Regions from separate parts of the Homo sapiens genome. Here region 2 is linked to region 1. A link is a loop called in an ENCODE intact Hi-C map of the cell type or tissue named here. Cell type or tissue: heart left ventricle. All regions are shown on one strand. Each heading gives the region's core, and the rest is flanking DNA. Links, peaks and the distances in the headings are about the cores only. Region 1 holds the start of LINC00367 (long intergenic non-protein coding RNA 367). Region 2 has its middle 17 kb from the start of MRPL57.

Evidence for each region. Hi-C counts contacts between places; a loop is a spot of excess contacts. Peaks named below come from ENCODE experiments on the same cell type or tissue, not always from the same donor. Only the 100,000 strongest peaks of a DNase experiment are listed, where the experiment ranks them.
Region 2: it touches region 1 in a loop (6-fold over the local background); 27 of 110 quality-filtered maps call a loop at or near these places.

The regions. Positions count from the first base shown.
Region 1 is chr13:20,934,166-20,950,337 of GRCh38, reverse strand. It overlaps LINC00367 (long intergenic non-protein coding RNA 367), which reads left to right and starts at 910. Exons shown (of 6, transcript NR_104058.1): 1 at 910-1,033; 2 at 2,484-2,586; 3 at 7,738-7,996; 4 at 8,093-8,197; 5 at 10,403-10,475; 6 at 11,688-11,774. It also overlaps the pseudogene HNRNPA1P30. RefSeq lists enhancers at 6,268-6,844, 10,239-10,738. In heart left ventricle, for the core only: a CTCF peak has its summit at 6,607 (motif pointing left); DNase peaks (open chromatin) are centred at 4,266 and 6,577; H3K4me3 peaks cover 816 bases; H3K27ac peaks cover 1,366 bases; H3K27me3 peaks cover 1,015 bases.
Region 2 is chr13:21,185,439-21,201,610 of GRCh38, reverse strand. No RefSeq gene overlaps it. Among named protein-coding and RNA genes, the nearest start is that of MRPL57, 17 kb to the right of the region's middle. In heart left ventricle, for the core only: no CTCF peak of the experiment used is centred there; no DNase peak of the experiment used is centred there.

The sequences.
Region 1 (16,172 bases), core at 2,914-10,913:
AATCCCAGCACTTTGGGAGGCCGAGGTGGGCGGATCAGGAGGTCAGGAGATTGAGACCATCCTGGCTAACACGGTGAAATCCCGCTCTACTAAAAAATACAAAAAATTAGCCGGGTGTGGTGGCGGGCGCCTGTAGTCCCAGCTACTCGGGAGGCTGAGGCAGGAGAATGGTGTGAACCTGGGAGGCGGAGTTTGCAGTGAGCCGAGATCGCGCCACTGCACTCCAGCCTGGGCAACAGAGCGAGACTCCATCTCAAACCAAACCAAACCAAACAAACAAACAAACCAAACAAACAAACAAACAAGGTTAAGATGGTAAATTTTATGGTTTTTTTTTTTTTTTTTTTACCACAATAGAAAAGATTCTGGCCGGGTGCGATGGCTCACGCCTGTAATCCCAGCACTTTGGGAGACTGAGGCAGGCAGACGACGAGGTCAGGAGTTGGAAACCAGCCTGACCAACATGGTGAAACTCCATCTCTACTAAAAATACAAACAACAACAAAAAAAATAGCCAGGTATGGTGGCACGCGCCTGTAATTCCAGCTACTTGGGAGGCTGAGGCAGGAGAATTGCTTGAACCCAGGAGGCGGAGGTTGCAGTGAGCCGAGATCACGCCATTGCACTCCAGACTAGGAAATAAGAGCGAAACTCTGCCCCCCACCAAAAAAATTTTATCTTTCTGCCCGTGGATACCACCAAAGAAGCATCATGAAAGCCTCTTTTCTCCCTGCCTTCATGTCTAAGTCAGAGTCTCCTAAAGAGCCTGAACAGCTGAGGAAGCTCCTCTTTGGAGGGTTGAGCTTTGAAACAACCGATGAGAGCCTGAGGAGCCATTCTGAGCAATGAGGAACGCTCCTGGACTGTGAGGTAATGAGAGATCCAAACACCAAGCACGCCAGGGGCTTTGGGTTTGTCATCTATGCCACTGTGGAGGAGGTGGACGCAGCCACGAATGCAAGGCCACACAAGGTGGATGGAAGAGTTGTGGAACCAAAGAGAGCTGTCTCAAGAGAAGATTCTCAAAGACCAGGTGCCCACTTAACTGTGAAAAAGATATTTGTTCGCCAGGCGCAGTGGCTCATGCCTGTAATCCCAGCACTTTGTGAGGCTGAGGCGGGTGGATCACGAGGTCAGGAGATCAAGACCATTCTGGCCAACACAGTGAAACCCTGTCTCTACTAAAAAAAATACAAAAAATTAGCTGGGTGTGGTGTCGGGCGCCTGTAGTCCCAGCTACTTGGGAGGCTGAGGCAGCAGAGTGGTGTGAACCCGGGAAGCAGAGCTTGCAGTGAGCCGAGATCACACCACTGCACTCCAGCCTGGAAGACAGAGTAAGATGCTGTCTCAAAAAACAAAAGAAAAAAGAAAGAAAAGAAAAAGATATTTGTTGGTGGCATTAAAGAAGACACTGAGGAACATCCCCTCAGAGATTATTGGTTATTTGGAACAGTATGGGAAAATGGAAGTGATCGAAATCACGACTGACCGAGGCAGTGGCAAGAAAAGGGGCTTTGCTTTTATAACCTTTGATGACTATGACTCCGTGGATAAGATTGTCATTCAGAAATACCATAACGTGAATGTCCACAACTGTGAAGTTAGGAAGCCTTGTCAAAGCAAAAGATGGCGAGTGCTTCATCCAGCCAAAAAGGTCGAAGTGGTTCTGGAAACTTTGGTGGTGATCATGGTGGTGTCATGGGAATGACAACTTTGGTTGTGGAGGAAACTTCAGTGGTTGTGGTGGCTTTGGTGGCAGCCATGGTGGTGGTGGATATGGTGGCAGTGGGGATGGCTATAATGGATTTGGTAATGATGGAAGCAATTTTGGAGGTGGTGGAAGCTACAATGATTTTGGCAATTACAACAATCAGTCTTCAAATTTTGGACCCATGAAGGGAGGAAACTTTGGAGGCAGAAGCTCTGGCCCCTATGGTGATGGAGGCCAATACTTTGCCAAACCATGAAACCAAGAAAAATTGTACTCTTCAGGTGGCTATGGCGGTTCCAGTAGCAGCAGTTAGCTATGGCTGTGGCAGAATATTTTAATTAGGAAACAAAGCTTAGCAGGAGAGGAGAGCAAGAGAAGTGTCAGGGAAGCTACAGGTTACAACAGATTTGTGAACTCAGCCAAGCACAGCGGTGGCAGGGTCTAGCTGCTACAAAGAAGACATGTTTTAGACAAATACTCATGTGTATGGGCAAAAATCCTGAGGACTGTATTTGTGACTAATTGTATAACAGGTTATTTTAGTTTCTGTTCTGTGGAAAGTGTAAAGCATTCCAACAAAGGGTTTTAATGTAGATTTTTTTTTTTTGGCACGCATGCTATTGATTGCTAAATGTAATAGTCTGATTGTGACCCTGAATAAATGTGTTTTTTTTAATGTGCAAATAAAAAATTTCCTTAAATGCCTACAGAATACAGAAAACAACTTTTCAGGTATTAACCTGATATAACTGGCCATTCGCTTTTATTGCAGAGAACTTCTCCACATCTGCTTCTACCATGAATTAACCAACACAAATCATATGTTCCATTGGTCGTAATGGCTGGTCACAAAAATCATAACAGTTTTACATGAGGTGAGATTTTTCAGTTTACAAATACTTTTATGCACATGATCTCGTTTTATATTTGCCACAAACCTGAAAGATAGTAAATATTGACATCTCATTTTACAGTTGAAAAACTCAGGGCTGAGAGATTTGCCTCATAAAACTCACATGCCACCTCTATGCTCTGAACCCAAATCTTCAGATTCCTGTTCATAGCAGCATCATTCACAACAGCCAAAAGGTGGAAGCAGCACAAGTGTCCATCAGTGAATGAATTATTACACAAAATGTGGTGCATCCATACAGTGGAATATTATAGAGCCTTTAAAAAGAAGGAAATCGGCCAGGTGCAGTGGCTCATGCCTGTAATCCCAGGACTTTGGGAGGCCGAGATGGGTGGATCACGAGGTCAGAAGTTCGAGACCAGCCTGGCCAACATGGTGAAACCCCATCTCTACTAAAAACACAAAAATTAGCCAGGTGTGGTGGCAGGTGCCTGTAATCCCAGATACTTGGGAGTTGGGAGGCTGAGGCAGGAGAATGGTTTGAAACCAAGACATGGAGGTTGCAGTGAGCCAATATCATGCCATTGCACACTCCAGCCTGGGCGACAGGGCAAGACTCTGTCTCAAAAAAAAAAAAAAAAGAAGAAGAAAAGGAAATTGCCCGGCATGGTGGCTCCCACCTGTAATCCCAGCACTTTGGGAGGCCAGGGTGGGTGGATCACCTGAGGTCAAGACCAGCCTGACCAACAAGGCATAACCCCATCTCTACTGAAAATACACAAAGAAGCTGGGCATGGTGGAGCTTGCCTGTAATCCCAGCTACTCGGGAGGCTGAGGCAAAGAATCACTTGAACCCGGGAGACGGAGATTGCAGTGAACCGAGATCACGCCACTGCACTCCAGCCTGGGCGACAGAGCAAGATTCTGTCAAAAAAAAAAAAAAAAAAAAGAAGGAAATCCCATTACATGCTACAACATGGATGAACCTCCAGGCCATTATGCTGAGTGAAATAGGCCAGTCACAAAAGTACCAATACTGTGTGATTCCACTCATATGCCATATGTAAAGCAGGCGAATTCATAGACACAGAAGTGTAAGTGTGATACGGCGCTGCGGGAGTGGGAACCGGGAGTTAGTGTTGAACAGGTGGCAGCTGCTGCACAGGCCGATGAAGAGTTCTAGAGGTGGACAGTGGTGATGGCCACACAGCGATGTGAATGCTCTCGATGCCACTGAACTGTGCACTTAAAAATGGGTAAGATGGTATTTAATGTTATGTCCTTTTTACCACAATTTGAAATAAAACAAAGAGCTCTCCAGGGGCTTCAGGTGTGTGGTCACATAGCCCGGTCCCGTGTCGCTGTTACCAGGAGACTTCGGTGCGGCGAGCTCGGGTGCCAGGAACCCCGTTCCGTGTCGCCCTTTCTGTTGACCGCTAACTGCGGGGGATTTCGCCCGTCCTGCCTGCCCCGTGAACGGCCAGGCCCTTCAGGAGCTGCGGACCGCCAGGTCCTACCGCAGCGGCACGGGGCGCACTAGCCTCTTAGGCGCCGGGTGCTCCAGAGCCTCGCAGAGGACTCCCGATCTCTTCACACCCTCTCCAACTGCACTTGCAGCCACATCTCCCCCTCCCTCCCCTCCCTTTGGTCTTGTGAGAACGCAGTTTTCCGGAGCCCTCCCCGTCTCTCCACCGTTTCTCCATCCCCCCGGGGTTCCTCTAGCACGTGCTGAGCCCGCATCCTCCAGGCTAGCTCTCGTGGTGGGTGCCTGAGTGAAGAGAGCATTTCCCCTTTCTCAACAAAAGTAGTACAAAAGACGTCAAATCCAGGATGTTGTGGTTCAAATTTTAAATCTGCCACTTGGTTCTATATTCGGCAAAATCCTATTATTATCTGTGTTTTTTATTTTTATTGAGACAAGAGTCTTGCTCTGTAGCCCAGGCTGGAGTGCAGTGGCGCTATCTCGGCTCACTGCAAGCTCCGCGTCCCGGGTTCATGCCATTCTCCTGCCTCAGCCTCCCGAGTAGTTGGGACTACAGGCGCCCGCTACCACTCCCGGCTAATTTTTTCTATTTTTACTAGAGACCAGGTTTCACCTGCGTTAGCCAGGATGGTCTCGATCTCCTGACCTTGTGATCCACACGCCTCAGCCTTCCAAAGTACTGGGATTACAAGCGTGAGCCACCGCGCCCGGCCTATCTGTGTTTATTTTACGAGGTTTTGAGGATCCTGTTAAAGGGCTCAGCATTCTCAGTTCGGTTCTACAAATGTTTAATGAACACCTAATATATGACTGGCACTATCCAAGAAGAGATATCTTCTCTCCCTTCCTCTGTTCCTTCATTAAATATATTTTGTGTACCTGCTGTGTGCCAGACACTGTACTGTGTATTGGGGATACCCGTGAAGAAGGTGGACATGCTTCCTTCTGCCCAGGACTCACAGGAGGGGAAAGCATTTAGAAAATTATAATACAATAGTCTCAAAGGTATGATGGAGAAGTGGAGGAAGCTGCTGCTGGAGCACCCAGGAGAGGACGCGATCCAGACTGGGGAGGTCATGGAAGGCAGCCCAGCGGAAGTGATGCCTACCTGAAACCTACTATTAGGCAGCAGAGGCCGGAGAAGGGGCACACATGGTGTGGGGGATGTCGCCATATGTCTGGAGCTTCACAGTGCCTGAAGAAGATTTGAGGCTGGAGGCACAGGCAGGGCCCAGGTAGCGAAGGGCCGTATGAGTCTTATTAAGGAAACTGGGCAAGATTAACCAAGTTGGTTATCTGTTGCTTGCAACTAAAGAACTCAACCAGACTGAAATAGAATCACAGAATCGTGTATTTCGAGTCTCGCAAGGAACTCCAGAGACAATCTGATTTGGAAACAAACCTCTGGACAGTTAAGGATTATCAGCCCTCTCTTGTAAGTGGGGTGGATCACTCAGGTTAGGAAACAGAAGTAACCCCACAGTGTCACAGTGAATATGTGCTAGAGTGAAAACACCCACACCTCCTGTCTCTCAGGGTGGAGGGGCGCATTCCCCACCACCTCTTTGTTTATCCCACGTGGTATCTAGTATAACACCTTGCTTTGAGAGAGAACCATTTTAGTAGAGATAATAATACCCAATTTAAGCATATCAGTTAAAAACAATGAGAAGGAAAAAGCTACATTAAGCTGGTAAGAGAGTAAAGGTGCCATATAGTACTTCTTCCAGTATTCAGACCAACTCTTTTAGATTTTTTTTACCAACCTCCTATGTTAAATATACTTTTTTTTTTTTTGAGACGGAGTCTCACTCTTTCGCCCAGGCTGGAGTGCGGTGGAGCAATCTCGACTCACTGCAACCTCCGCCTCCCGAGTTCAAGCAATTCTCTGCCTCAGCCTCCTGAGCAGCTGGGATTACAGGTACCTGCTGCCATGCCCGGCTAATTTTTGTATTTTTAGTGGAGAAGGGGGTTTCACCATCTTGGCTGTGCTGGTCTCGAACTCCTGACCTCGTGTTAGACCCGCCTCGGCCTCCCAAAGTGCTGGGATTACAGGCGTGAGCCACCACGCACTGCCAGTTCTATTCTTTCTTAACTTCCCTTTTCCTTGAAATAATCCTCCCCTTACCCAACTGACTCTTTTCTCCTCTTTTTTTTTTTTTTTTTTTTTTTTTGTTGTTGTTGTTGAGATGGAGTCTTCCTCTGTCGCCCAGGCTGGAGTGCAGTGGCATGATCTCGGCTCACTGCTACCCCTGCCTTTGAGGTTCAAGCAGCTCTCCTGCCTCAGCCTCCCAAGTAGCTGGGATTACACGTGCCCGCCATTATGCCCGGCTAATTTTTGTATTTTTAGTAGAGACGGAGTTTTGCCAGGTTGGCCAGGCTGGTCTCAAACTCCTGACCTCAGTTGATCCGCCTGCGTCGGCCTCCCACAACTGACTCTTTTCTTATGTTGAACAAAATAAAGTTTCCCTGAGTGCCCTGAGCAGCTAGGGCGCCATCAAGGAATGAAGCGTCCTGAATGGATCCTTCTAGAAAAGGCTGGGGGTGGGAGCCACCTGGTGGCCAAAGCTGTGCAGACCACAGCTGTGTAATGAGGCAAGTTGGTTTAAAAAAGGAACAGGCTGCAGAGCCGAAGTATTTGTCAAAGTAATAAAAACGTTTAAATGAGTCATTTGGTTTATAGCAACTCCTAGGAAACGCTTTTCCAAACAATTTAGTCTGTTGAGCGCACACAGTACTGGTTTCCGCTAGAGTCTTGTTCATGTAATTGAGAAATTCGCAACTTAGACTTGAGCAGCAGTTCTCAAAGTGTGGTCTGTGGACTTCAGGGACACACGAAGTCCCCCTTTTCAATTGTATACCTGGGGGGTGCTGGACTTCCCCATCTACTTCAAACAAAACATATGGTAACAGGTCAAATGTGGAAGCAGAAATAAAAACTCCACCATCTGCGACCGGATGCGATGGCTCACGCCTGTAATCTCAGCATTTTGGGAGGCCGAGGTGGGCAGATCACTCGAGGTCAGGAGTTCAAGAGCAGCCTGGCCAACATGGTGAAACCCCGTCTCGACGAAAAATACAAAAAATTAGCTGGGCATGGTGGCGCACGCCTATAAATCCCAGCTACTCGGAAGCCTGAGGCGCGAGAATCGCATGAACCCGGGAGGCAGAGGTCGCAGTGAGCTGAGATTGCACCACTGCACTCCAGTCTGGGCAACAGAGCGAGACAATGTCTCAAAAAAAAAAAAAAAGAGAATTCCACTATCTGATATTAAACCCGCTATTCAAGAGGTTTGCAAAATGTAAACCAATGCCACTGATGCCACTAACTGTTATTTTGGGAAATATAGTTATTTTGCATAAAACACATTATTTGTGTTAACATGTAATTGGTTTATAATGGCCACTTTTCCATCTATAAATATTCTTTATTTTTTTCCATTTTAATTTTTAATATGATAAATATTGATAGATAGATAGATATGGATATAGATATACCTCCTTTCTGTCCCCTCACTTCATATATATGAATTTGTCTGAAGTTCTCAATAATTTTTAAGAGTATAAAGGGATCCTAAGCTCAAAAAGTTCTAGAACCACTGGACTAGAGCAATGTGTCAGCTGAGCATTAAAAACAGTACAGAATTTGACATTCCCCTGGAGGGGTTACTGTGTGATGATTTGAATCAGGTACACTTGCAGATGTGTTTCCATCAACCTCTGTATTGAAGGCCCAGTTATCTCTACTTACCTTGTTGCTCGTGTAAACACCTCTTAAGTACCACTCCAAATCTTTGGACACCGTTGGACGCTTACTCCACCCTGCTGCCACTGCAGAAACCAGCTGTCTGTGGACACTGCCAGCTCCATGTGGCATCCCAAATGGCACCCACCTCACAGGACCCCTGGCCCCTATGCTTGAGAAACCCACAATAAGTCAGAGAAAAAAGTAAGTGCAGAGAAATTGAAGCTTGTGGGGCGAATCTTCAACCAATGAGCTTAGGAGCAAACAGATAACGTTTTTTTCCTCTCCTACCTGACACAGTGTGCTGAGATCCAGGCCCCTCCAGAAACAGTCCCAGAAGCCCAAACAATCAGTTGTCAGATGCCCAATGGTGACCAGCTCCTCAGCCCAAAACTCTAGCACTCCGTAAGTTAAGGCTATGCATAGTTTACCATTTCACCATATTCTCAGCATCTACAAACTATAAACAGCCTTCAAAGAACAGTAGTAGCATTTTCATAACATTTATTTTGTGTCTAATCCGACTCTATGTCATAAGAATTAAAGAAGTAGCTTCTAAAATCTCAGTCTCCTGAAAATGAAGCTTTAGAATTGTTTCCTAAAATAACATTATTTTATATTACCCATTACCATTATTAAAAATGGTAATACTCGACCAGGCATGGTGGCTCACACCTGTAATCCCAGTACTTTGGGAGGCCGAGGCCAGTGGATCCTGAGGTAAGGAGTTCAAGGCCGGCTTGGCCAAGATGGTGAAGCCCTGTCTCTACTAAAAATACAAAAAATTAGCCGGGCGTGGTGGCAGGTGCCTGTAATCCCAGCTACTCAGGAGGCTGAGGCAGAGAATTGCTTGAACCCAGGAGGCGGAAGTTGCGGTGAGCCAAGACTACCCCACTGCATTCCAGCCTGGGCGACAGAGCCAGACTCTGCCTCAAAAAAAAAAAGTAATACTCTGATTCTAGAAAGGTTACACTGAAATAGACACTCTCATGTTGTTGATAAAAATTGTTATAACTTTTCTGGAACAAAATTTTGTTTTGTTTTGTTTTTTTGTTTGGTTTTGTTTTTTGAGATGGAGTCTCCCTCTGTTGCCTAGGCTAGAGTGCAGTGGTGAGATCTCTGCTCACTGCAACCTCTGCCTCCTGGATTCAAGCAATTCTCCTGCCTCAGCCTCCCGAGTAGCTGGGATTACAGGTACGCACCACCATGCCCAGCTAATTTTTTGTATTTTTAATAGAGAGAGGGTTTCACCATGTTGGCCAGGCTGGTCTTGAACTCCTGACATCAAGTGATCCACCCACCTCGGCCTCCCAAAGTACTGGGATTACAGGTGCGAGCCACCGCACCTGGCTGGAACAAAATTTGGCAACAATTTCTACAGAAACAATTTAAAAATGGGACAAACAGTTATGCACAAAAGTATTTCCCTTAGCACATCTATACTATAGTATCTTTAAACGCAATTACACATTCAATACTATGATGACGGTTACAAATATTTTATGACTCTATGCCATACTGTCACATTTTATGTAATCAATAAAAATTCCATATTCAAAAAGTTTTTAATAAAAAGCAAAATTATCACTATATAATGTTAAGTAAAGGGTGAAGGATACAAACTGTACGATCTCAGTTTTTTGTAGCAAGAAAAAGAAAAAAATAAATATATCAAAAATTTTACATGTCTGAAAGGAAATACGGCAAAGTTTTAAAAAATGGTGACCTCTTGTAGGTGATACAATTGTGGGTGATTTTTTTCTTCCTGATTTTTTTTTTTTTTTGAGACTGAGTCTCAGTCTGTCGCTAGGTCAGATTGCAGTGGCGCGCGCCACCACGCCCAGCTAATTTTTTGTATTTTTAGTAGAGACTGGGTTTCACCATGTTGGCCAGGCTGGTCTCGATCTCTTGACCTTGTGATCTGCCCACCTCAGCCTCCGAAAGTGCGGGGATTACAGGCATGAGCCACGGTGCCCAGCCTTTTCTTCCTAATTTTAAACATCTTCTGTATATTTCCAAATTTTCTACAGTGTAAGTGTGATATTTTACAGCACGATTATTAGAAGGTAAAAATGGGTGAGGCTCTAGGATTTCGAAGGTCACTTTCAGCTCTAAAATTCCTTAATTCACACAGCTCTTATCACTATGGTTTGTTTGTTTTTTGACTTTCCACTGATAGTAACAGAAGAGTATATTACACATTTCCTAATAGCAATGTTATGCATGTCATTGCCTGAGATTCCTAAATCTTGTGCAAGATTTCAACATTATCTGTAGAACTTAAGTGCTAGATTGTGATCTTTTATGAAGTTTTTGAGTGTTGTCAACAGACTGAGTGTTCAGATGAAAATGCCGGGAGAGGACAATACTCGTAAATGTGCATTTCTACATTTAGATATAGCACATTAGTTAGTGCTTCATCATTCAAGAGACATTTAAATTTTACTACATTATAATAACATTCTTAAGAGTTTCCTTAAGACAAGGAGATAAACTCAGTTATTGCTAAGCAAGAATCTGCTGAAACAGTAAACAAACAGGTATAAACAAGTGCATTTGAGTGTGTGGCCACATGCCTGTCACTCCCAAATTCTTGTCCTTTGTTCCCAGCTGGGGAGAAGGTAAACAGAAATGGAGAATGAGGAGTCTCAGCTCCTGGCCTCCGGCCTGCTCAAGCGAAGGGGTAGGAGATCATCCCGCCACTTGCCAGGGATATTTTGGGGATATATCTGACACTGGGTCACATGCACTAGTTGGCCTGCAACAAATCTCAGTCTCCCAGCCAGTCGGCAGCAGATCAGGCACTCCTGTCTTTGAGCCACTGTGGAAGGAACTAGCCTGGGCAGCTCCTCAAAGGGGCTCTTGCTCACATCAAAGCTGGACAGTCAGCCCCTGGTGGGCTTCAGATTCAAAGACCCCTTCTGCCCCCCATCCTTGACTGTTGCCCCTCACAGTGGTCTCACTCTTTCCTTCTTAATCAAGTATGTGGGGCCCCTTTTGGGACAAGCATCCTGGATCAGGACCCAGGCTTTTGGTGACCCAATCCAACGATTCCTGACTCATCGCCTTCTGTCCCATAGGCTTGCATTCCTCCATGAGAAATCCCCTTTGCGTCTTCTTTCAGAACTAAACTTTAGATAACTCCTTAAAACCAGAACCCAAATCTTAGCACTATCACCCACTCCCCGCAAAGGGTTACTCTCTACCCCTGAGCAAGGATGGCTTGGTCGGGGGGCATGCCCCTTGCTTTATGGTGGATTGTTACTTTTCATGCAGGGAAAAAAATAAAACGAAACATTAGTGTTTTCATTTAAAAACAAGTTGAACAGTCGTCTCCTGTAAGAGAATCCTGGAGCCCCAGACACACCTAGAAACACAAGTCTGTGCAAAAATACAATGTGTAGATTTATGGAAATGCACATGATGTGAAAAGTCCCTAACGGATGTGTATAAAAATTCGACTTTTTTTTCTTTGAGTCTCACTCTGTCACCCAGGGTGGAGTGAGTGCAGTGGGGCAATCTCGACTCACTGCAGCCTCCGCCTTGTGGGTTCACACGATTCTCTTGTCTCAGCCTCCTGAGTAGCTGGGACTACAGGCGCACGCCACCATGCTTGGCTAATTTTTATATTTTTAGTAGAGACGGGGTTTCACCATGTTGGCCAGGCTGGTCTCAAACCCCTGACCTCAGGTAATCCACCCACCTCGGCCTCCCAAAGTGTTGGGATTTACAGGCATGAGCCACCACGCCCGGCCCAAGTCTTTTTATTCAACACCTCATTTTATTCTTATGCACTGAATGCCACATTGGTTTCTTTTTTCTCTCTCTCTCTCACTCAAAGCACTATTATTAAATCCATGATGCAGCTTACTTTCAACATTATCTTCAAATTTAGGAAATACCATTGTATCATAAGCAGTGGTAATTCCCGTCTGCCAGGTGTCTACCGGGTGAAGGGGTCTTGCTCTGTGCTGGGTGCTCAGAGCCATCCCTGCCCATCTTCGTGCTAATGCCTGGAGGCAGCCACATTAGCTCCACCTCCTGGCTTGGGAGCTGAGGCTCAGAGAGGACAACTAATCAGCCCAAGGTCCCAAGCTAATATGTGGCACACGGAGATCTCAAACCCAGCATGAGGTAGGTACTGTGACCCCTATTGCACAGATGAAAAACAGACATACCGAGATGACGGGAACTCACTCAGGGCACACAAATGATAAGTGGCAGAGAAAAGATTGGAATCAAAATCCTACAAAAATCCTACAAAATTGAGGTGAGGCACAGTGGCTCACACCTGTAATCCCAGCACTTTGGGAGGCCGAGGTGTGTGGATGATCACTTGAGCCCAGAAGTTTGAGACCAGCCCGGGCAACAAAGTGAGACCCCTGTCTTTACAAAAAAATTTAAAAATTAGCCAGATGTGGTGATGTGCCTCTGTAGTCCCAGCTACTTGGGAAGCCAAGGCAGGAGAATCTCTTGAGCCAGAGAGGTCAAGGCTACAGTGAGCTATGATCACACCACTGCACTCCAGCCTGGGTGACAGAGCGAGACTCCGTCTCAAAAAAATAAAAAAAGAAAAAAATAAATAAATAATTAAAAAAAAAAAAAAAAAAAAAGTCTGGGTGCGGTGGCTCACGCTTGTAATCCCAGCACTTTGGGAGGTGGAGGCGGGCAGATCACGAGGTCAGGAGATCGAGACCATGGTGAAACCCCATCTCTACTAAAAATATAAAAAATTAGCCGGGTGTGGTGGTGGGCGCCTGTAGTCCCAGCAACTCGGAGAGGCTGAGGCAGGAGAATGGCATGAACCTGGGAGGCGGAGCTTGCAGTGAGTCGAGATCACGCCACTGCACTCCAGCCTGGGCAACAGATCGAGACTCCGTCTCAAAAAAAAAAAAAAAAAGAAAATTTAGGACACTTTGAAAACACAGTGAACAGACACCTATAGTAATCATTTTCCCTGTCACTAAAACTCATAAAACAATGGCTTTGAATGGCTATATGATATTCCATTATGATGATATAGCCCAAATTAATTAACCATTTACTTGTTATTGGAAATTTAGGTTATTTCCTATTTTAAATAATTTAAAATGTAAATATACCTTGTAAATAACATCATATTGCATATCTTTATACATGATCTTTTTCTTTTCCTTGTATAAGCTTTATCATGAGTACATAATCTTTTTCTGCATCTTTAATTATATTCTTAAGAACATTTTTAATGCTCTTGTTATATATTTCCAAATTGATTTCCAGTGTATACTCCCAGGAGAGGGTTAATTTCATGGTTCCTCTTGTGAATGTTATCTTTATTTTATTCTTTAAATATTTCTTTTCTGTATTTTGAATAAATGTACAACAGAATGTTATGTGGATTTTCTTTTTTCCCATGTTCCAGAATTGCAGCTGAAACCAAAAGCCCTGGACAAAAAATGTGAAGTGTCTGGGAACCTTAGAGACCCCTCTGGGCTTTCCGAGAAAGGCAAGATCCGCAATCAGCTCTCCAGCCTTCTCACCTCCCCAGCCAACAGAAACTCTTCTGTCTCCTGGTTGGACTTGGGCTCAGCCTCAGCTGTTGATTAGGACAACTGTGTCCCCCAAGCAGGGGAAGAAACCTTGGAAGAGATGAAGAACAGGGAGTGAGTAAGAGCGTGTCAGTTGAGTGACCGTGAAGACAGTGGGAATGGAGGCAGCTTACCCATGTCGGGCAGATCCACTCCTCCCAGAACCCTCCCAAAAGCCCCTCCACATGCACCTATGGAAGTTCCAGTATTTGAGGGGTCGCCTCACATAGCCCATGTCAGTTAGCATTAGCCACAGAGGCAGGGACACTCACAAGAACCTTGCTGCCAGCTTTGCACAGGGAACTTACCATGAGGTGATGAAGTTTAAGCTCAGTGCCCTTCACCTGGATAATCTATGTTAATACTCAAAGGTGTCCAACATTTTTTTGAGACTAAGTCTTGCTCTGTCACCCAGGCTGGAGTGCAATGGTTGTGCGATCTCAGCTAACTGCAACCTCTGCCTCCCGGGCTCAAGCAATTCTCCTGCCTCAGCCTCCCAAGTAGCTGGGATTACAGGCACCCACCACCACGCCTGGGTAATTTTTTTTTTGTATTTTTAGTAGAAATAGGGTTTCACCATGTTGGCCAGGCTGGTTTCGAACTCCTAACCTCAAATGATCCTTCCGCCTCAGCCTCCCAAAATGCTGGGATTACAGGTGTGAGCCACCATGCCCGGCCTTTTTTTTTTTTTTTTTTTTTTTTTTTGAGACAAGGTATCACTCTGCTGCCCATGCTGTAGTGCAGTGATGCGATCATAGGTCAATGTGGCCTCCACCTCCTAGCCTCAAGTGATTCTCCTGCCTCGGCCTCCCAAAGTGCTGAAATTACAGGCATGAGCCACTGTACCTGGCTATTTTTTTCACTCTCTCTATTTTTTTTTAGACAAGAGTCTTGCTCTGTTGCCCAGGCTGGAGTGCAGTGGCACGATCTCGGCTCACCGCAAGCTCCTCATCCCAGGTTCACACCATTCTTCTGCCTCAGCCTCCTGAGTAGCTGGGACTACAGGTGCCCTCCACCACGCCCGGCTAATTTTTTGTATTTTTAGTAGAGACGGGGTTTCACCATGTTAGCCAGGATGGTCTCGATCTCCTGACCTCGTGATCCACCTGCCTCGGCCTCCCAAAGTGCTGGGATTACAGGTGTGAGCCACCACGCCCGGCCCTTTTTCACTCTCTTGCCTAGGCTGGAGTGTGGTGGCACAGTCATAGCTCACTGTAACCTCAAACTCCCAGGCTCAAGTGATCCTCTTGCCTCAGCCTCCCCAGTAGCTGGGGACTACAGGTGCATGCCATAAAGTCCAGCTAATTTTTTTTAGGTTTTGTAGAGACAGGCTCTTGCTACATTGCCTGGGCTGGCCTCCAACTCCTGGCCTCAAGTGATCCGCTTGCCTTCACCTCCCAAAGTGCTGAGATTATAGGCGTGAGCCACCACTCCTGAGCCCAACATTTTATACATATTTATAAGCTTCAAGTCTGGATCTTGGATGTGCAGTTGGCAGGCAGTCACATAAGACCTCTGTCTCCCATGCTCTTATTATCATTATTCAGGGCATACATGTGCATGTTTGTTACATGGATATAACGTGGAATGGTGAGGTTTGAGTTTCTAGTGCACCCATCACTAAAATAATGAATCTTCTATGCAATAGGTCATTTTTCAACATGAAATCCCTCCCATCCTCTCCCCCTTTGGAGTCCCCCAGTGCCTATTATTTCCCTTTCCATGGTTTTTTTTTTTCTTTCTCCAATACCAGAAATGTCAGGAAAGACGGAAAAGTGAAGCTGACACCTCCATCCCCTACTGCAGATGATAAGGCACTAGTGCAAATTGCATTGAAGGTTAAAGAATCTGCAACAAAATGTCTTCAGTGGACTGGCTACGCAATGGGAAAGGGTAGTTTGGGTTTTGTTTGTTTGTTTATTTCCCCTCTGCACAGTCCACTGGAAAGGGGTACTTTGATTGTAGAACATTTTGGGACAAAATGATTGGGGGGAACTATTTATGTCATGCTTTTTCACAATGGGCTGACTCCTCAGCTAGATTCAAAAGTTATAAAAAGTTATACAGCTGAGGTTCTCAAACTGTGTGCCAGGGTGGCTTGGGAACAGCAAATTCACAGGGGCACTGTGGGCTGTTTCAAATATTTGAGGGAAACAGCTATGTCAGTTACACACCACTCTAACTACAGTATTAGCACAATTTTGACATTAGAACACACTATATCCCTTGCATTAACATATTATCTTTGCAAAGCTGGGGATAAAAAGCATTGACTGTGAAAGTCAATGTGGAATGGGAAATGAGAGGGGTGGCAGCGGCCAATTTTTTTCCAGGGTTTGAGGAGTTGTGCAGTGCCCAACAGGCACACATATCCCATTAGCAACTGTGGCTATTTAAGAATGAAATAAACTGGGCACAGTGCCTCACGCTTATAATCCCAGCACTTTGGGAGGCTGAGGCAGGCAGATCACCTAAGGTCAGGAGTTCGAGACCAGCCTGACCAACACTGTGAAACCCCGTCTCTACTAAAGATAGAAAAAAAAATTAGCCAGGCTTGGTGGTGGGCGCCTGTAATCTCAGCTACTCGGGAGGCAGAGGCAGGAGAATCCCTTGAACCCAGGAGGTGGAGGTTGCAGTGAGCCACACCACTGCACTCCAGCCTGGGTGGCAGAGCGAGACTATGTCTCAAAAAAAAAAAAAAAAGAAATAAAAATAGCATTTTTCGGCTGGGCACGGTGGCTCACGCCTGTAATCCCAACACTTTGGGAGGCCGAGGCAGGCAGATCACGAGGTCAGGAGATTGAGACCATCCT
Region 2 (16,172 bases), core at 4,561-12,560, 250 kb before region 1:
GAAGCAGATGTTGGCACTAGACTTCCTGTATAGCTTGAAGAACCATGAGCCAATTAAACCTCTTTTCTTATAAATTACCCAGTCTCAGGTATTTATTTATAGCAATGCAAGAATGGCTTAATACAGAAAATTGGTACTGAGGAGTGGGGCATTACTATTAAGATACCTGATGATGTGGAAGTAGCTTTGGAACTGGGTAATGTGCAGAGGTTGGAAGAGTTTGGAGGACTCAGAAGAAGACAGGAAGATGAGGGAAAATTTGCAGCTTCTTAGAAACTGGGTAAATGACTGTGACCAAAATGCTGATAGTGATATAGGCAGTGAAGTCCAGGCTGCTGAGGTCTGAGATGGAAGTGAGGAACTTATTGGGAACTGGAGCAAAGGTCATGAGTGTTATGCCTTAACAAAGAACTTGGCTGCATTATGTCCATGCCCCAGGGATCTGTGGAAGTTTGAACTTAAGAGTGATAATTTTGAGTATGTGGCAGAAGAAATTTCTAAGCAGCAAAGCATTCAAGATGTGACCTCGTTGCTTCTAAAGAACTATGCTCAGATGTGGGAGCAAAGAAATGCCCTAAAGTTGGAACTTAGGGAAACAAAGAATAAAAATTTGGAAAATTTGCCACCTGAATGTATGGTACAAAAGAAAAGTCTCTTTTCAGGGGAGGAACTCAAGCAGGCTGTGGAGAAACCACTTGCTAGAGACATTTGCATAACTAAAAGAGATCCAAGTGCTAATATCCAAGACAATAGGAAAAAGGCCTCTAGGGCTTTTCAGAAGTCTCTGAGGCAGCTCCCCCCATCACAGGCCCAGAGGCCCAGGAGGACTGAATGGCTTTGTGGGCCAGGTCCAGGGTCCCTCTGCTCTGTGCAGCCTCAGTACACTGCTTCTCACATTCAGGCCACCCCAGCTTCAGTCTCAGCTCAGAGGACCCCAGGTACAGCTTGGGCTGCCACTTTGGAGAATGCAAGCCATAAGCCTTGGCAGCTTCCATGTGATGTTAAGCCTGCAGACATAGACTGCAAGAGTAAAGGAGGCTTGGCAGCCTCTGCCTAGATTTCAGAGGGTGTATGGGAAAGCCTGAATGCTCAGGCAGAAGCCCACTGCAGGGGCAGAGCCCTCATGGAGATACTCTACTAGGGCAGTGCAGAGGGGAATTGTGGGATTGGAGCCGCCACACAGAGTCCCCACTGGGACACTGCCTAGTGGAGCTGTGAGAAGGGGGGTCACCATCCTTCAGATCCCAGAATGGTAGATACACCAGCAGCTTGCATCCTGCACATGGAAAAGTGGCAGGCACTCAATAAGCTGTGAGAGCAGCTTCAGGGCCTGAACCCAGCAAAGCCACAGGGTCAAAGCTCCTCAAGGCCTTGGGAGACCACCCAGCACACCATGTGCCCAGAATGTGGGACATGTAGTCAAAAGAGATTATTTTGAAGATTTAAGACTTAGTGACTGCCCTGGTAGGTTCTGAACCTGCATGGGGCCTGTAGCTCCTTTCTTTTGTCTGATTTCTCCCTTTTGGGTTGGGAGTATTTACCCAATGTCTGTACCCTCATTGTATCTTGGACGTAAATAACTTGTTTTGATTTTATAGGTTTGTAGGTGAAAGGAACTCATTCTAGATGAGACTTTGGACTTGGGACTTTTGAGTTAATACTGGAATGAGTTAAGATTTTGGGGGACAATTGAGAAGCCCTGATTATATTTTGCAATGTAAGAAGGACATGAGATTTGTGGGGGGAGGGGGCAGGGGCTGAATGATATTGTTTGGATATTTGTCCCCACTGAAATCTCTTGTTGAAATGTACTCCCCAGTGCTGGAGGTGGGGCCTGTTGGGAGGTGTTTTGGTCATGGGGATAGATCCCTCATGGTTTGATGCTGTTCTCAGGCTAGTGAGTGAGTTCTCATGAGATCTGGTTGTTTAAAAAGTGTGGCATCTCCCCTGCCACTCTTGCTCCCCCTTTGTCTGCTGCCATGATTGTAAGCTTCCCGAGGCCTCCCCAGAAGCAGATGTTGACACTGTGCTTCCTGTATAGCCTGCAGAACCATGAGCCAATTAACCTGCTTTTCTTATAAATTATCCAGTCTCACGTATCTCTTTATATCAATGCAAGAACCACTTAATACACTGCATACTAGAGATACAAGCATATGTACTAAAGGTATGAAGTATGATGATTATAAACCCTAATTTCATGGTGGTGTTTATCTGTCTGTGGGGAGGTCAATATGCAGCCTGGGACTGGGTACCCAGAGGGCTTCCAATGTACTGATAATGTTTTATTTTTTCCATTGGATGGTGGATGCACAGTAGTTCATTGAATTATTCTATATGCCTTGTGTACATTTTAAATATTTCACAATATTTCCAAATAAATATTGAATTAGTTATAAAATGAAAAGCAAAAAGAGGAAGCAATAAAGGGAACTCCAATTTGGATTTATTGTTGATCTATGAAGATGAATTGTGTAAGAATCTTGGCAGAAAGGAAAATTTCAGAACAGATTCATGATGCTGAACATATTTACATATACCCTAGACTTTGGGGAAAGGAATTTTAAAAAAGAAAATATGTAAGAGTTACATTGACAGAGACTCAAATTTAAATTATAAGTATTCAAGTCCAAGGGATGTAAAATCCAACCAAGTGGTCGACACACAGCCCTTCTCCAGTGCCCCTAACCACCCCTGGGGGTTTGTGCAGAGCTTGGATTTTACAGGCCCTCTTCATAAGGTGGAAACAGGGCATCACCAAAAAGAAGCAAAACAGAGGCAGGAGCTATAGAGCAAGAAGACTAAGCCGAGAATAAGCTGATGCTCGCCAGAATACTGGAGCCCACAGAACATCCCTGCAGAGCAGAAAGCCTCCTTAAAGGCCCTGGCACCTGCCCGGGATGTGGGAAGGTCTGGTGATCTCCAGTAGCTCACAGAGGCTGAGAGCGGTCACCTGGCTCCTGGTGGCCCCTGGGGAGCTCTTCCAGCAGGAGAGAGAGCAGAGTCTTCAAAAGCCCATCACCAGCCAGCTGGCCTGAGAGACAGCAGTTCCTGAGTGGCTCTCTGCTTTCAGGAACTCAGATCAGAAGGCACGGAAGGAACTCACAGCAGGATCACACTGCTGTCATCTGGATACCAAGGACCAGGACATGGGCCAGGAAGCTGGTGTCTGGCAAGTGTCATTTTGTTTCAAAAAAGGCAAACAAAAAGAATGTCAAAAATTTGATTTTAATTTTTTGGCAGAAGACTTCCTCCCTTTCTCCTGTCCTTTCTTTTTTCCTCTTCCTTCTTTCCCTCCTTCCGTCCTGTCATCCTTCCTTTTTCCCCTTCTCATTCCCTTCCATCGCACTTTCTGTGCCCAGAAAATGACAGCAAGCTGCCATGCACCACTGTGCGAGTCCTCTTGCTCCTTGCATTGTCAGCTGCATTTCCATATCGTATATCTAGACTCCCAATTATAGGCCCAGTGCTGTTTTTCTTTATTATCTCCAGTGTCTGGCACAGTGCTAGTCATGAAATACACTTTCTGAATATGTTTGTGGAAGGAAGGAAGGAAGGAAGGAAGGAAGGAAGGAAGGAAGGAAGGAAGGAAGGAAGGAAGGAAGGGGCAACCCCCCTGGGGTTAATGCTGCCTGTGCTCCCTGAAGTTCATGAGGCTATGAATAAAGAATGAGGACCCCCTGTTCCCCACCCTCCCAGCCTTGTGGTGGTGGCTGGGTGTGCAGGGATGGAGGCTGTGTCTTTTGCAAAGTGTCCTCCACCCGAGGGCAAAAACTACATCATAAGTCAAAACCAGCAGGGGGGCCTCCCGAGCCATCGGTGCACGTAGCTCCATGCAGTGCTCTGTGAATGCGCCTCTGGATGTGTGCAGGTGCATGCGATGGAATCTATCTGATGCTATGAAGGGTGGTAACATTTGAAAAGGGGTGACGGGGAAGGAGAAGAAACACCTGTGCTCCTTTGTAGGTGAAGAAGCACCCTGCTTCCTTTGTAGGGGTAGTTTCAGAGGAGGCTGCTCAAACTGAAGGTTTAAAGAAGATCCAGGATCTCATTATACCTAAAATCTCCAAAATATAAAAAATCATCATAACAAGAACCAGGACAGTGTCCATTTGAATGACAAAATACAAGAGGCACCAACCCAGATGTTGGAATTATCTCACAAGGGTTTTAAAGCAGCCTTCATAAAAATGTTACAATAAGCAATTACAAACACTCTTGAAACAGGTGAAAAAGAGAAAATCTCAGCAAAGAAATCAGACACATAAGAACCAAATGGAAATTTTAGAACTTAAAAATACAATAACCAAAATAAAAACACTTAATGGATGGGCTCAACAGAATGAAGGGAACAGAAGAAAGAATCAATGAACTTGAAGACAGAACAATAGTAATTAGTCTAAACAACAGAAAGGGCTGAGTGGGGTGGCTCACCCCTGTAATCCCAGCATTTTGGGAGGCCGAGGTAGGTGGATCAACTGAGGTCAGGAGTTTGAGACCAGCATGGCTAGCATGGTGAAACCCTGCCTGTCTCTACTAAAACTATAAAAATTAGCTGGGCATAGTGGTGGGTGCCTGTAATCCCAGCTACTCGGGAGGCTGAGGCAGGAGAAACACTTGAACTTGGGAGGCAGAGGTTGCAGTGAGCTGAGATCATGCCATTGCACTCCAGCCTGGGCGACACAGGGAGACTCTGTCTCAGAAAAAATAAAATAAAATAAATTTTAAAAATGGCAGAAAATAGACCAGGCGCGGTGGCTCACGCCTGTAATCCCAGCACTTTGAGAGGCACAGGTGGGTGGATCACGAGGTCAAGAGATGGAGACCATCCTGGCCAACATGGTGAAACACCGTCTCTACTAAAAATACAAAAATTAGCTGGGCGTGGTGGCACCCACTGGTAGCCTCAGCTACTTGGGAGGCTGAGGCAGGAGAATCACTTGAACCCGGGAGGCAGAGGTTGCACTGATCTGAGCTCACGCCACTGCACTCCAGCCTGGAGATAGAATGAGACTCTGTCTCACAAAAAAAAGAAAAAAAAAAATGGCAGAAAATAGACCTGTGGCTAGGGATGGTTGGAGGTTGGAGAACATAGCCTCCAGGGACCTGTGGGACTGTAACAAAAAATCTAACATTCTCATCACTGGAATTTGAGAAGAAGCAGAGAGAGTGGGAGCTGAAGAAGTATTTAAAGAAATATGGTTGAAAGTGGTGGCTCATACTTTGGGAGACTGAGTTGGGCAGATCACAAGGTCAGGAGTTCGAGACCAGCCTGGCCAATATGGTGAAACCCCTTCTGTACTAAAAATACAAAAATCAGCAGGGCGTGGTGGTGGGTGCCTGTAGTCCCAGCTACTCGGTAGGCTGAGGCAGGAGAATCCCTTGAACCAGGGAGGCAGAGGTTGCAGTGAGCTGAGCTAGCACCCCTGCACTCCAGCCTGGGCGACAGAGTGAGACTCCGTCTCAAAAAAGAAAAGAAAAAAAAAGAAATATGGCTGAAAATTCCCCAAATTTAACAAAAGACATAGACCTTCAGATCTAAAAACCTGGGTGAACCACAGACAAAATAAATACAAATAAATCCAAGCCAAGACCCAACATAAACTTCTGAAAACTAAAGACAAAGGGAAAAATATCAAAAGTGGTTTGAGAGAAATGACACCCTACTTATAGGGCAAAAACAATTTGAAAGACAGTGGATTTCTCATCAGAAAACATGAGGCCAGAAGGAAGTGGCACATTTCTCAAGTGATGAAAGAATAGAACTACCAGGGTCAGGCGTGGTGGCTCACACCTGTGATCCCAACACTTTGGGAGGCTGAGGCGGGCAGATCATGAGGTCAGGAGTTCGAGACCAGCCTGACCAACATGGTGAAACCTTGTCTCTACTAAAAATACAAAAATTAGCTGGGCGTGGTGCTGCGTGCCTGTAATCCCAGCTACTCAGGAGGCTGAGGCAGGAAAATCACTTGAACCCGGGAGACAGTTTGCAGTGAGCCGAGATCGCGCCACTGCACTCCAGCCTGAGCGACAGAGCAAGACTCCATCTCAAAAAAAAAAAAAAAAAATAGAACTACCAATGTGTAACCTGTATCTGATGAAAATACTGTTCAGCAATGAAGGGGAAATAAAGACATTTTTGGACAAAAGAAAACGGAGAATTGGCCTGGTGCAGTGGCTCATGCCTGTAATCCTAGCACTCTAGGAGGCCAACGTGGGAGGATCGCGTGAGCCCAGGAGTTCGAGACCAGCCTGGGAAAGATGGTGAAACCCCGTCTCTACCAAAAATACAAAAATCAGCCGGGCGTGGCAGCATGCGTCTATAGTCCCAGCAACTCAGAAGGGTGAGGTGGGAGGTTTCATTGAGCCCAGGAGCTCAAAGCTGCAGTAGGTTGCGATCGCACCTCGGCACTCCAGCCTGGGCAACAGAATGAGACCTTGTCTAAAATAAATAATAAATAAATAAATAAATAAATAAATAAAAAGGTGTTTTCTTAGAGTTGGTTCCATTTTCCATGTGATTGGAAAACTGACTGCACAGCCATAGTTACTAATATTTGAAGGTTCATATCCAATAGAAACACAAAGTGTCCTTATCTCAGCATGCCACAAAAAAGCATCATTGCATACCAAGGACTTTGAATGGATCACATAGCCATCCCTGAAGCAATCACGGTAGCCACAGAAATGTGATGTGCTATTTGGCTGAGCTCCATTCTTGAGGCGGAGGAAAAGCCCCACCTGAAGCAAAGGGCTGAAAAAGGAGGATGGGTGGATTCCTGGAGGAAAATCAGAGATGTTAGCAGAGAATGTATGCTGGAAAACAAATGACAGATGTTTCACTATGATGAATAAATAAATGATGAATGCTAAAACAAAAGCAAAAACAAAAAACTTCCCCACAAAGACAACACCAGGCCCAGATTGTTTCACCGGTGAGGTCTATTAAACATTTAAAAAAGAAATAATACCAATCTTACATAAATTTCTCAGACAGTAGAGAAAAGAGGAAAGCGAGGCCAGCCACAGTGGCTCAAACCTGTAATCTCAGCACTTTGGGAGGCAGAGGCGGGCGGATCACCTGACGTCAGGAGTTCAAGACTAGCCTGGCCAACATGGTGAAACCCCGTCTCTACTAAAAATACAAAAATTAGCCAGGTATGGTAGTGTGGACCTGGGTCCCAACTACTCTGAGGCAGGAGAATCGCTTGAACCCGGGAGACGGAGGCTACTGTGAGCCAAGATCGCACCACTGCACTCCAGCCTGTGCAGCAGAGCAAGACTCCATCTCAAAAAAAAGAAGAGGAAAGCTTCCAACTCATTTTATGAGTACGGCATAAACCTAACACCAAAATAGATGATGGATAAATTTTGTGTATATACCACAATTTGCGTATCCATTCCTCAGTTGATAGATGATACTTCTTGCTTTTAGTTTTTTACTATTATAATGGAGCTGATAGAACATTTAAGTACAGATCTTTTTCCTTTGCTTTTTTTTTTTTTTTTTTTTTGAGATGGAGTCTCGCTCTGTTGCTCAGGCTGGAGTGCGGTGGCGCGATCTCAGCTGACTGCAACCTCTGCCTCCCGGGTTCAAGCGGTTCTCCTACCTCAGCCTCCCAAGTAGCTGGGATTACATGTGCTCGCCACCACGCCCAGCTAATTTTTGTATTTTTAGTAGAGATGGGGTTTCCCTGTGTTGGCCAGGCTGTTCTCGAACTCCTGACCTCATGATCTGCCCGCCTCAGCCTACCAAAGTGCTGGGATTACAAGTGTGTGCCACCTCGCCTGGCCAATTTTTGTATTTTTAGTAGATACGAGGTTTCACCATGTTGGCCAGGATGGTCTCAATCTCTTGACCTTGTGATCCACCTGCCTTGGCCTCCCAAAGGGCTGGCATTACAGGCGTGAGCCACTGCGCCAGGCTGATAATGTCAATCTTTTACATTTGAGACCTTCTAATGGATGTGTATATCATGGTGGTTTTAATTGGCATTTTCCTTTTGACTAATGGTGTTGAATTTGTTTTCATGTGTTTTCTTTGCAATCCATATTTTTTTGAAGACTGTTAAAATATTTTGCCCATTTAAATGTTTTTGGTTTTTCTTTTATTATTGAATTTTGAGAATGACTTATATATTCCAGATATGAGTCCTTTATCAGATATTTTTCTCCCAGAGTGTAGCTTGTTTTTCCATTCTTTTAACAGTGTCTTTTAAAAAGCAGATGTTAATTTTGATTGACGTCTAATTTCTCAAATGTTGGTTTAATTAATCACTTTGGGTCATATTTAATAAATCTTTCCTTAACCAAAGGTCACAAAGATTTTTCCCTTATGTTTTCTACTAGAAGTTTTATAGTTTTAGGTTTTCTATTTAGTTCACAATCCACCTTGAGTTAATTTTTATATAAAGCATGAAGTACAGATCAAAGTTCACTTTTTGGCCAGGCGCAGTGGCTCATGCCTATAACCCCAGCACTTTGGGAGGCCGAGGTGGGTGGATCACCTGAGGTCAGGAGTTCGAGATCAACCTGACCAACATGGTGAAACCCCATCTCTACTAAAAATACAAAAAAAAAATTAGCTAAGTGTGGTGGCATGTGCCTGTAATCCCTGCTACTCGGGAGGCTGAGGCAGGAGAATCACTTGAACCCGGGAGGCGGAAGGTGCAGTGAGCTAAGATGGTGCCACTGCACTGCAGCCTGAGCAACAAGAGCAAAACTCTGTCTCAAAACAAACAAACAAATAAACAAAAAACAAAGTTCATATTTTGTTTAAGAATACCCATTTGTGGCCGGGCGCAGTGGCTCACGCCTGTAATCCCAGCACTTTGGGAGGCCGAGGCGGGTGGATCACGAGGTCAGGAAATCGAGACCATCCTGACTAACGTGGTGAAACCCCGTCTCTACTAAAAATACAAAAAATTAGCCGGGTGAGGTGGCGGACGCCTGTAGTCCCAGCTACTCGGGAGGCTAAGGCAGGAGAATGGCGTGAACCTGGGAGGCGGAGCTTGCAGTGAGCCGAGATCACGCCACTGCACTCCAGCCCAGGCAACAGAGGGAGACTCCGTCTCAAAAAAAAAAAAAGAATACCCATTTGTGCCGGGCGTGGTGGCTCACGCCTGTAATCCCAGCACTTTGGGAGGCCCAGGCGGGCAGATCACAAGGTCAGGAGATGGAGGCCATCCTGGCTAACACGGTGAAACCCCGTCTCTACTAAAAATACAAAAAAAAAATTAGCCGGGCATGGTGGCGGGTGCCTGTATTCCCAGCTACTCGGGAGGCTGAGGCAGGAGAATGGCGTGAACCCGGGAGGCAGAGCTTGTAGTGAGCCGGGATCGCGCCACTGCACTCCAGCCTGGGTGACAGAGCGAGACTCCATCTCAAAAAAAAAAAAAAAAAAAAAAAAAAAAAAGAATACCCATTTGTGGCTGGGCGCGGTGGCTCACGCCTTTAATCTCAGCACTTTGGGAGACCAAGGTGGGTGGATCACCTGAGGTCAGGAGTTCAAGCACCCTGACCAATATGGTGAAACCCTGTCTTTACTAAAATTACAAAATTTAGCCGGGTGTGGTGGGGGGGTGCCTGTAGTCCCAGCTATTAGGGAGGCAGAGGCAGGAGAATCGCTTGAACCCGGGAGGTGGAGGTTGCAGTGAGCCGAGATCACGCCACTACACTCCAGCCTGGGTGACAGAGTGAGATCCCATCACACACAAAAAAAAAGTTCAGAAGAAGGTTGGAAGCAGTGGCTCACATCTGTAATCCCAGCACTTTGGGAGACCAGGATGGGAGGATCACTCAGGAGTTCAAGACCAGCCTGGGCAACATAGCAAGACCCCATCTCTACAAAAAAAAAAAAAAATTTTTTTTAATTAGCTAGGCATGGTGGCACATGCCTGCGGTCCCAGCTACTTGGAAGGTTGAGGTGGGAGGATCGCTTGAACTCGGGAAGCGGAGGTTGCAGTGAGCCGAGATCATGCGCCTGCACTGCAGCCTGGGCAACAGAGGGAGACTCCGTCTCAAAAAAAAAAAAAGACTACCCATTTGTTTCAGCACAATTTTTTTTTTTTTTTTGCAAAAGACCATTCTTTCCCCACTGAATTACCTGTGTATCTCTGTTGAAAATTAATAGCCTATATATGAATTGACCTACTTCTGAACTCTGTTTTATTCAGTTGCTTTTTTTTTTTTTTTTTTTTTTTTTTTGACAAAGTCTCTCTCTGTCGCCCAGGCTGGAGTGCAGCGGTGCAGTCAGAACTCATTGCAACCTCCGCCTCCTGGGCTGAAGCAATCCTCCCACCTCAGCCTCCCAAGTAGCTGGGACCACAGATGCTGCCGCCATGGCCGGCTCTTTTTTTTTTTTTTTTTTTTCAGTAGAGATTGTAGAGGTGGGGTTTCACAGTGTTGCCCAGGATGGTCTTGAACTCCTGAGCTCAAGTGATTTGCCCACCTCAGCCTCCAAAAGTGCTGGGATTACAGGTGTGAGCCACCGCGCCCAGCTATTTGTCCGTCTTTATGCCAACATCACACTCTCTTGATTACTGTAGCTTTACATTTTGTCTTGAAATTGAGTAGTGCAAGTTTTCCAACTTTTTTTTTCAAAGTTGTTTTTGTAATTCAAGGTCCTTTGAATTTCCACATGAACTTTAGAACCAACTAGTCAATTTCTACACCCGCTAACCCCCACAAAAATACCTACTGGATTTTAGCTGGGATTGCATTGAAAGTGTAGATCAGGCCGGGAGCAGTGGCTCACACCTGTAATTCCAGCACTTCGGGAGGCAGAGGCAAGAGGATCACTTGAGGTCAGGAGTTTGAAACCAGCCTGGGCAACATGGAGAAACCCCATCTCTACCAAAAATACAAAAATCAGCCGCTCATAGTAGAACGCACCTGTATTTCCAGCTACTCAGGAAGCTGAGGTGGGAGGGTCACTTAAGCCCTGGAGATGCTGCCATGAGAGCGCCACTGCACTCCAGCCTGGGCGACAGAGTGAGACTGTCTCAAACCAACAACCAAACCAACCCAAAACAGTCATTTTAGCCTTGTTCTTGATTTTAGGGAGGAAAGAATTAGGTTTTTTACTATTAAATATGATGTTAGCAGTTGGTTTTTCATAGGTGTACTTTGTCAGGTCAAGGAAGTTTCCTTTTAGCCCTACTTTGCTGAGAGTTTTTATTAGGATTGGATGTCGGATTTTGTCAGATGCTTTTATCTACATCTAATGAGATAATCATGAGTGTGTGTGTGTGTGTGTGTGTGTGTGTGTGTGGTAATAAGGTAAATTAGAGTGATTTGCAAATGCTAAACCAACCTTGCATTCAAGGGATAAACTCCATTTGATCATGATGTTGTCATGTTTCTATATATTGTAGGGATTCAAATAAAATTTTAAAGTTTTGCATCTATGTTCATAAAGGATATTGTTCTGTAGATTTTTCTTGTAAAGTCTTTTTAAAGCTTTCATATCAGGATAATACTGGCTTCTTACACTGAGTTGGGCAGTATTCTCTCCTCTTCAATTTTCTGTTAAGAGTTTATATAGAATTGGTGTTATTCCAGAAATGTTTGGTAAAATTCACTAATGAAACTGTCTGGGCCTGGAGTCTTCCTTGTGGGAAGGTTTTTAACTACAAATCCAATTATTGAACATATAAGTCCATTCAGTTTATCTGTTTCTTCAGTGGGCTTTGGTAGTTTGTGTTTTTCAAGGAATTTGTCTATTTTATCTAAGTTGTCCAATTTATTGGAGTAAAGTCGCTAATATTTTGTTATATTTTTAAAAATCTGTAAACATTTTAATGATGCCATTTTACTAATTTCTGATCATGGTAATTCATGTCTTTTCTCTTCCTGATTATTCTGGCCAGAGATTTATCAATTTTATTGATGTTCGAATATATCCTTTTTTTTCCCTATTGTTTTACTTTTCTAGTATCATTGGTTTCTGCGCTGATCTTTATTGCTTCTCCCAACCCCACCTTACTTTAAGGCAGACAGCTTTTTTAAAAACTTTCAGGCCAGGCACGGTGGCTCACGTCTGTAATCCCAGCACTTTGGGAGGCTGAGGCAGGTGGATCACCTGAGGTCAGGAGCTCGAGACCAGCCTGACCAACATGGAGAAACCCCGTCTCTACTAAAAACACACAAAAAAATACAAAATTAGCCGGGCATGGTAGTGCATGCCTGTAATCCCAGCTACTTGGGAGGCTGAGGAAGGAGAATCACTTGAACCCGAGAGCAAAGGTTGCAGTGAGCCAAGATCACACCATTGCACTCCAGCTTGGGCAACAAGAGTGAAATTCCGTCTCAAAAAAATAAATAAATAAATAAATAAATAAATAAATAAATAAATAAAAATTAAAAAATAAAAAACTTTCAGTACTTTAAAAGTCATGTTCCTGGCCAGGCACAGTGGCTCACACCTGTAATCCCAGCACTTTGGGAGGCCGAGGTGGGTGGATCACCTGAGGTCGAGAGTTCGAGACCAGCCTGACCAACATGAAGAAACCCCATCTCTACTAAAAATACAAAATTAGCCAGTCGTGGTGGCACGTGCCTATAATCCCAGCTACTCTGGAGGCTGAGGCAGGAGAATCACTTGAACCCAGGAGGTGGAGGTTGCAGTGAGCCGAGATCGTGCCATTGCACTCCAGCCTGGCTAACAAGAGTGAAACTCTGTCTCAAAATAAATAAATAAATAAATAAATAAATAAAAGTCATGTTCCCCTGTTGGCTTGCATGGTTTATGTCAAGAAGTTTGTTGTCACTCTTTCTTTGGATTTCCTGAACACTTATCTTTTTTTCCACCTCCTTTACAATATTCTCTTTTTTTTTTTTTTTTTGAGTCTTGCTCTGTCACCCAGGCTGGAGTGCAGTGGCTTGATCTCGGTTCACTGTAACCTCCGCCTCCCGGGTTCAAGCGATTCTCCTGCCTCAGCCTCCCAAGTAGCTGGGATTACAGGCGTGCATCACTGCACCCGGCTAATTTTTTTATTTTTAGTAGAGACGGGGTTTCGCCATGTTGGTCAGACTAGTCTTGAGCTCCTGACCTTTGGTGATCTGCCCACCTCAGCCTTCCAAAGTGCTAGGTTACAGGCATGAGTGACCACACTGGCCCAATTCATTGTTTTCAACAGGAACCCAGGCAGGGCATTTGAAAGGAGGGTATATCCTTGATATCAACAAAGGATTGAAGATGAGGACAGACAGAGGCTTAGGTGTTGTGAAGGTGAAGGGGATCCACAGTGATGAGATTCCATGTTATCAGGGTATATGAGGTTAGGTCACAGATGGGGATGATGATGGAGGAGGGCCTGAAAGCAGAAGGCTACTGCAGGGAGGAAAAGGTATGAGTTATCTCAATGAATAGGATAAATTACAACAATTCAATCAATATGGCATGGTGTTATGAGCTGAACTGTGTCCCTCAAAATTCTACAGTATGTTGAAGTCCTAACCTCCATCACCTCAGAATGTAACTGTCTTTGGAAATAGGTCTTTAAAGGTGGTAATTAAGTTAAAATTAGACAGTTGTGGTGGCCCTTAATCGAATATGGCTGCTAGCCTTTTAAGAGGAAATTTGGAAATACAGATTTGACACCAGGCTGGTGCATGAACAGAGACAACCATGGGAAGAGAGTGAGATGATCATCTGAAAGCAGAGAGGTGTGTAACAGATCCTTACCAAAGGATCAAGAAAACCAATCCACCCTTCAGAACTGTGGAAAAATAAATTTCTGTTGTTTAAGCCACCCAGACTGTGGTATTGTTAATGACAGCCCTAGCAACATAATACACATGATAAAATTGCTGGGGTGCTAGGCACTGTGGTTCACACAGGTACTTTCAGCACTTTGGGAGGCCAAGACAGGAGGATCAGGAGTTTGAGACCAGCCTGGGCAACATAACTAGATCCTGTCTCCACAAAAAAATTAAAATTAAAAAAATTAGCCAGGCGTGGTGGTGGGCCTGTAGTGTCAGCTACTTGGGAGGCTGAGGCAGGAGGATTGCTTGAGCCAAGGAGTTCAAGATTATAGCAAGCTATTATTGTGTTTGTAAATTGCCACTGCACTTCAGCCTGGGCAATACAGTGAGACTTGGTCTCAAAAAATTTTTTTCTTCAATAAAAAATTTAAAAATAAAGATTGCCCCCTCTCCCTCTCCCCTCTCCCCTCTCCCTCTCCCTCTCCCCACGGTCTCCCTCTCCCTCTCTTTCCACGGTCTCCCTCTCATGCTGAGCCGAGGCCGGACTGTACTGCTGCCATCTCGGCTCACTGCAACCTCCCTGCCTGATTCTCCTGACTCAGCCTGCGGAGTGCCTGCGATTGCGGGCTCGCGCCGCCACGCCTGACTGGTTTTGGTGGAGACGGGGTTTCGCTGTGTTGGCCAGGCCGGTCTCCAGCCCCTAACCGCAAGTGATCCGCCAGCCTCGGCCTCCCGAGGTGCCGGGATTGCAGACGGAGTCTCGTTTACTCAGTGCTCAATGGTGCCCAGGCTGGAGTGCAGTGGCGTGATCTCGGCTCGCTACAACCTCCACCTCCCAGCCACCTGCCTTGGCCTCCCAAAGTGCCGAGATTGCAGCCTCTGCCCAGCTGCCACCCCATCTGGGAAGTGAGGAGCGTCTCTGCCTGGCCGCCCATCGTCTGGGATGTGAGGAGCCCCTCTGCCTGGCTGCCCAGTCTGGAAAGTGAGGAGCGTCTCCGCCCGGCCGCCATCCCACCTAGGAAGTGAGGAGCACCTCTTCCCGGCCGCCATCACATCTAGGAGGTGAGGAGCGTCTCTGCCCGGCCGCCCATCGTCTGAGATGTGGGGAGCGCCTCTGCCTCGCCGCCCCGTCTGGGATGTGAGGAGCACCTCTGCCCGGCTGCGACCCCGTCTGGGAGGTGAGGAGCATCTCTGCCCGGCCGCCCCGTCTGAGAAGTGAGGAGCCTCTCCGCCCAGCAGCCACCCAGTCTGGGAAGTGAGGAGCGTCTCCGCCCGGCAGCCACCCCGTCCGGGAGGGAGGTTGGGGGGGTCAGCCCCCCGCCAGGCCAGCCGCCCCATCCGGGAGGGAGGTGAGGGGGTCAGCCCCCCGCCCGGCCAGCCGCCCCGTCCGGGAAGGAGGTGGCGGTGTCAGCCCCCCGCCCGGCCAGCCGCCCCGTCCGGGAGGGAGGTGGGGGGGTCAGCCCCCCGCCCGGCCAGCCGCCCCGTCCGGGAGGGAGGTGGGGGGGTCAGCCCCCCGCCCGGCCAGCCGCCCCGTCCGGGAGGGAGGTGGGGGGGTCAGCCCCCCGCCTGGCCAGCCGCCCCGCCCGGGAGGTGAGGGGCGCCTCTGCCCGGCCGCCCCTACTGGGAGGTGAGGAGCCCCTCTGCCCGGCCACCACCCCGTCTGGGAGGTGTGCCCAACAGCTCATTGAGAGCGGGCCAGGATGACAATGGCGGTTTTGTGGAATAGAAAGGCGGGAAAGGTGGGGAAAAGATTGAGAAATCGGATGGTTGCCGTGTCTGTGTAGAAAGAAGTAGACATGGGAGACTTTTCATTTTGTTCTGTACTAAGAAAACTTCTTCTGCCGTGGGATCCTGTTGATCTGTGACCTTACCCCCAACCCTGTGCTCTCTGAAACATGTGCTGTGTCCACTCAGGGTTAAATGGATTAAGGGCGGTGCAAGATGTGCTTTGTTAAACAGATGCTTGAAGGCAGCATGCTCGTTAAGAGTCATCACCACTCCCTAATCTCAAGTACCCAGGGACACAAACACTGCGGAAGGCCGCAGGGTCCTCTGCCTAGGAAAACCAGAGACTTTTGTTCACTTGTTTATCTGCTGACCTTCCCTCCACTATTGTCCTATGACCCTGCCAAATCCCCCTCTGTGAGAAACACCCAAGAATTATCAATAAAAAATAAATAAATAAAAAATAAAAATAAAAATAAAAAAATAAAGATTGCCAGGGAGTGTTGAGTTCTGAGTGATTGTGATCATGAATTTTAACAGAAAGTAATAACCCTACTTATGTGATTTTTTTCCAGCAGCAAGCTTGGTTTCAAACGAAGAAAAGCAAATGGTAGAGTTCATCCCAGGGAACTTTCCAATGAATATATTGGAGAAACAGTCACTGAAGCTATTTGCATTATCCCATATAAATCATAAAACACCCTCCAAGGCAGAAAATTAGAAGTCATCTGATTGGTTGC